2 separate regions of the Mus musculus genome follow, and region 1 is linked to region 2. The links are chromatin loops, found by intact Hi-C in ENCODE. Cell type or tissue: left cerebral cortex. All regions are shown on one strand. Links, peaks and the distances in the headings refer to the core of each region. The heading gives the core; the rest is flanking DNA.

Region 1 (2,808 bases), core at 1-2,500, 340 kb before region 2:
AAGTGGAACCGTTTATGGTCTGTGCCATTTTAACCGGTCAGAAAACAAAAATGAGGTTATCTGTGGCTAGCAACGGAAAGCGAGAGGTTTCAGAATTCTTTTCAATTTAAGGAGAGACTTTTTTTTTTCTTTTAGAAAATGATTTCCCCATATAAATCCAGGGCATAAAATGTTTTTAACCTTTGATCTTATACTTCTACCTTTGGAAATCAATGCATGGGAATCTGAAATACGGGCTAGAACATCTGGGACAGTTTTATTTGTAATACACAGTGATTGGAAATAATCTAAACATCGAACAAATGAAAGATAATTGAGTAAATTAGGTAGGGTAGACACTCAGGAGAATATTTTCAACGATGAAAAATGACCACCACTGGGGCCGGGAGGCTGCTCTCCCACGGGTCCTGAGTTCAATTCCCAGCAACCACATGGTGGCTCCCAACCATCTGTATTGGGATCTGATTCCCTCTTCTGGTGTGCATGAAGACAGAGTGCTCATATACATTAAATACATGAATACATAAATTAAAAAAAGATCACCACGGGGCTGCGGAGATGGCTCAGTGTGTAAAGTGCTTTCTGTTCATGCATGAGGACCTGGGTTTGCGTCCTTAGCACCCATGTGTAAGCAGGACATGGTATTATGTGTGGTAGTATGTGTCTGTAACCATTGAATGGATTCAGGAGGATCCCAGAGGCTCGCGGTGAGCTACTCCAGCTGAAATGGTGAATACCATGTTAAACATGACAGTGTGTCTCAAAGAATAAAGGTGGAAAAATGAAAGAGGAATGAACTCAATGTCAACCTCTGGCCCACACACTGTCATGCATGGGAGCACACACCTGCACAGGAATCGTGCAAAAATTTTTTTATTAAAAGTTTTGTGAAGATTGCATAGGGACGCAGGAAATGCTATGAGTAAGTAACTTACACACCCATCTCTAAAGCTGTCTTGATTTTGCGTGTGCTTATTCAAATGCTGACACACACTGGTGGGGATGGCTTCTCCCACGGAAGCACCAGTTCTTTGTCATCTGCAATCAGCTTTCGGCTCTGTAGAACACTATCTGCTTTCAGGGAGGTTGTTCGCAAATCATGCGCCAGTAGATGGCGCCAAAGATATTTCATGGTTGATGTTTCCTGGGATAGACAGTCTTCGGCTTGGTTTTCAGTTTTTGCTTATCAGATATCTTTAGAGGTTAGAACCTGAGAGTTGAATAACTAAACTTATTGGCAGAACATCGTGCGGGAGGAGGTTGGTGATTCTGACACCCTATACTTATACAGAGGAGGATACCAACCCTTCGGAAGAGAAAGTCCGTGCACTGGTCAAGTCCGTGGTCTAGAAGAAAAGCTGGACCATAGTCTTTCCTGGGGAGCTGGAGGCAGCAGCAAGAAAGGAAGAATGGTTTTGTGGGAGAGGACCGTGGTGGTGGGGTAGGGTGGGTAAAGTGGAGGCTGATGGGTGAGAACTTTGGCAGGAGACATCAGTGTTCAGCAATGACTCTGAGTGGTGTCAGTTGGGGTCAGTTGCTGCACCGAAGAGTGGTATGCTGCGATAAAGCACAGATAGCTGTTATTTATTTATTATACCTTTGCTGCTTCTCTGTGCTGTGGTGTATGTTGTGGGTGTTTGTGTATTAGGTGTGGTACGTGTTGTACATGAATGTGAGACAGTGGAGGGTGTTATGTGTCTTCCTCTATTGATCTCTACTTTATTGCTCCCAACAGGAAAGATTCCAATTCACTGTTTTAGTTAGACTAAGTTTCCCAGGACCTGTCTGTCTCTGCCTCTCCCCTAGCGTTGGGGTTAAAGTCAAGAGCTTTATATGGGTCATGGGGATTCGAACTCAGGTCTTCAAGTCTGCTCAGCAAATGAGCCTCTTCCTAAGCCCTATCAATAAGTCTTATGGTGAACTTGGCTGTGTGCTACTTTCTTACCAGCCTCACTTGTTTAATCTTTTTTCTTTGTTTGTTTGTTTGTTTGTTTGTTTGTTTCTAGACAGGGTTTCTCTGTGTAGTCCTGGCTGTCCTGGAACTGACTCTGTAGACCACGCTGATCTCGAACTCAGAAATCCGCCTGCCTCTGCTTCCCAAGTGCTGGGATTAAAGGTGTGCGCCACCACGCCTGGCTTGTTTAATCTTTATTAAGAACTCTACAGAGAAGGCATTTTGATGTTCCCTCTATTGAGATTTTCAGTTTTTTACTCCTTGTTAGGAAAGTGAGGCTCAAAGGAAATAGAAGCAGTCATGAGAAGCTGAATTGAGTGGCTATGCTGGGACTCCACTTGAATGTATAAAGAAGAACGCAACAGTTGCCCAGAAGCTGTGAGCCTTCTCAACAGGTCTCCAGACCCTCTGCCTCATTCCACAGCCTTTGCCATCCCTTCAGAGACGGTGGAGGTCCTAGGCAAAGCCACCTCCTGCACGGCATCTCGTTCTCAGGAACCCATGAGATTTGTTCTCCAGTTCGTTCCTCTGTTCTTTATCCTCAGTGCCTCCCTCTCTGCTGGATTCATCCCCATCAGTGCGTAAACACACTGTAAAACTTCTGTTTCTTAAAAAGAGAGCCTTGTAGTCCCAACCCAGGTCTGTACTGCCTTTTATAGTCAAGCTCTTCCAGGGGCTGAATGTGACCATGGCCTCCATTTATTTTCTTCTTTGTCTCTGTGGAATCCAGTGGACAGAAGTGAACGGCTCACCTCTTGTCGGCGTCACCGGGCAGCTCCTCCTTGTCAACTTCACTGGTTATTTCTCAGTTTCCTGTGCCTTAACCTTTTAGCAGTATTTGGCACTGCTGCCCA
Region 2 (2,808 bases), core at 84-2,583:
CCCAGAATTGCAGAGAGAACGTTGCACATCTGTGTGTTCAAGATGCTTGCGTGTCACTATAGTAAAGACACTGTCCCTATTTCCCAGGGCTCAGGGATCACCCTCTCTACAGAACTATCTTGGCATCAATGACATGTAATTACCACTCTGTGAGTTAAACTAGCTGAGAATCTCCCATACACTTTAATAAATCTCCCAGTTAGTGTCCAGCCTCACCGCTGCATTTCCTTTCTTGGATTTATTAATACCAGTTCTATATCCAGTTCCCCGATGGGAAAAAATGCCATGTTTGGCAAAGCAGTGTGACCCAAGCGTGACTAATGTCCTCTGTGGATAAGCCATTCTGGGACACAGAACATTTTCCTTTTAAAATGGCATGCTTTACTACTCCCAGATAATTGCCAGGGCAGTCCAACGCAAAGATAGGAAACTCCACAAAATATCTCATCTTGCTTTCCCACTGTAGCAAAGATGTTTGTCGGCCAGCTACAGCAGAGTACCAGGAAGAATCATTCTGTACTGATCACCTCAATTGTGACTGTTCTTCTGTTCCATAAAGTCTCTAACGCCCCTGCTCTGTTCTTTTGGAGTTCTTAAATATAGAAAAATGCCATCAAGACTTACTGGGAGAAAGGGGAATTTAAATCGAAAAATCTAATTTTTCATGAGAGTTGTGGAAAAGGCTAAAACATTGTGATCACACTTGAATCTATAAACCTGGGCATTAACACGTGTAATTCCTTTCAGTTTATTGTTTACCAAACAGCCAGCGTTGGGTAATAAACACTCGCTAAGCGTGCTCAGATTTTCTTTACTCTCTGTCACTTTATATCTACCATTAATTAAATGTCCTTCCCATTTGCGAGCATTTCAAAGTTTCCCACTGCCCTGGAGAAGGAATTTAAAACCGTCAGGTGCACTACTCTAGCGCTGCAGTTTCTCCTGATAGCACAATTCTGTTTAGAGAGTTGTTGCTTAGTGTTTCTGACCAGTTAGGAGGAATTCCCAAGTCAAGAGTAACCTTGGGTAAAAATCAACATGTTGAAATATCACCTTGTTCTGCTTACTGCGTGATCTCAGCTTTCCTCGAATAGTATAGAAAGCAACTTTTCTCGGCCGCCGCTGCTTTTCCCCCATTCTTGGGTTGCCCCCTAGTGGTTTCCTTGACTTATAACTATGCTGCTCTCCTCCAATTCTCCGAACCCAAAAGGGACTTTCTGGTGGCTCTACTAAGTATTTGATTTAACTTTGTCTTTTCCACATCTTCTCCCATTTACAAAGGGGACATCCAAACACAGCCTCTCCCTTTTCCCTTGAAGGTAAGCAATGTGCAAAGTAGTCCAGGCACTTTGTGACGATCGATGCATTCTACTGACCGCGGTGAAATCCTTCCTAGAAGTTTCCATTGTGGCTTTGCTTCAGCGCTGTTTTCCACTTGCCTGGCGTTCACTTTCTCTGTCAACATTGGCGTGATGCCAGGTAATCTAGGGGTGCATGGATGACTTAAAGGCTGTGTTGCACTTTGAAAATGCCAATTATATATGCTGAATGCAGCTGGGCGCGAGTCCCATACTCTCATCCATAATAAACAAGTTAGCACTCTGGGGGCTCCCCCGCAGTTGGTCCCAGACTTCTTGGCTCCATCTGGATAGTTGGAACTGTGACTTGTTCACGCCCAACCATTTGAGCTTCATCCAAATGCCTTGGAAAGCCTTTGAGATCCTGTAGAAAATGAAGGAGAGGCCTGATCTGTGAGTGTCAATGCCTGACTCTCTGCTGGATGTTAGATCCCAGACATCTGTACCAGGAAGCTCAGTGCAGCAAACATTACTAATTTAAAGCCTTATTGGCTCATTAAAGAGTACCAAGAAGTTCTCAGAATTTAAAATGGTTTTATTAAAAGATTTTTCAAGAAAAATCTTACTTTTGTTAAAATCTAAATTGTAAGAGGACAGTCGATCACACAAGCTGATGCTATTTCCTCTCCAGCAACACAGGGTCTGCAGAATTGGATTAGAGACTTCTCCCAGCAAGGTTGGAGTACTGGGGATGGAGAGATGATTAGGGACACCTGCTGCTCTTGACAAGGACATTGGTCCAACTCCTAATACTCACATTGGCCAGTTCTCAATGGCTCACAATCACCGGTCACTCCAATTCCTTGGGATTCAACACCCTCTTCCTGTCCTCTGTGGGCATCTATATGGACATGGCGCATATACATACACGCTGGTAAGCACATACACTCAACATTTAAGAGTAGAGTGAGTATAAAGCAATCAGTGGGGTAACAGTACATGGTAGGAGGATACTTACTTCTTTGTATTTATAGAACGTGCTGTGTGCAAGGCACTCATTTAGGTAAAACTGAAATGGTGCATGCCCTTGTGAACGTCACATAACCACTTCCAATGAGATAACATATGAAAAATGACCTCATCTTTAGAGATGTGCACAGTCCAGTAAGATAAGGGATCTTGTGTTCTACATGACTGTGGAAAGGAGAGCCAGGATCAATGCACGGACCCTAAGGGACACCTGTTTGTCTTCAATGAAAGAAAGACTCAGTTACAATCAGCACTGGCCACAAACAGAGTGACCAGCGGCTATAGGGAACGAAGGGGCATGGCCTGCATGGTTCCTCTCGGTGGAAACAGTTTGTAAGATATTTGGAACTTAGTACAGAGAATTTCTGCAATGTTATCAAGGAGGGAATAGGTGGAATCCATGGTTCCTTCTGCTACTCAGTTTCAACACACTGGGGATGTGATGGAAACTGGGTCATTGCCATGGCTGGATGTCTTGTTA

The links. A loop is a pair of places that touch in the nucleus more often than their neighbours do. Peaks named below come from ENCODE experiments on the same cell type or tissue, not always from the same donor. Only the 100,000 strongest peaks of a DNase experiment are listed, where the experiment ranks them.
Region 1: a loop joins it to region 2, with 6 times the contacts of the local background. A loop is called at or near these places in 39 of 42 quality-filtered maps.

What each region holds. Positions count from the first base shown.
Region 1 is chr7:89,840,355-89,843,162 of GRCm38, reverse strand. The region is part of intron 7 of Me3 (malic enzyme 3, NADP(+)-dependent, mitochondrial); the gene reads right to left. Among named protein-coding and RNA genes, the nearest start is that of Ccdc81, 62 kb to the left of the region's middle. In left cerebral cortex, for the core only: a CTCF peak has its summit at 1,099 (motif pointing right); a DNase peak (open chromatin) is centred at 1,102.
Region 2 is chr7:89,498,475-89,501,282 of GRCm38, reverse strand. No RefSeq gene overlaps it. Among named protein-coding and RNA genes, the nearest start is that of Prss23, 18 kb to the left of the region's middle. In left cerebral cortex, for the core only: a CTCF peak has its summit at 1,152 (motif pointing left); DNase peaks (open chromatin) are centred at 1,153 and 1,614; H3K4me3 peaks cover 785 bases; H3K27ac peaks cover 208 bases.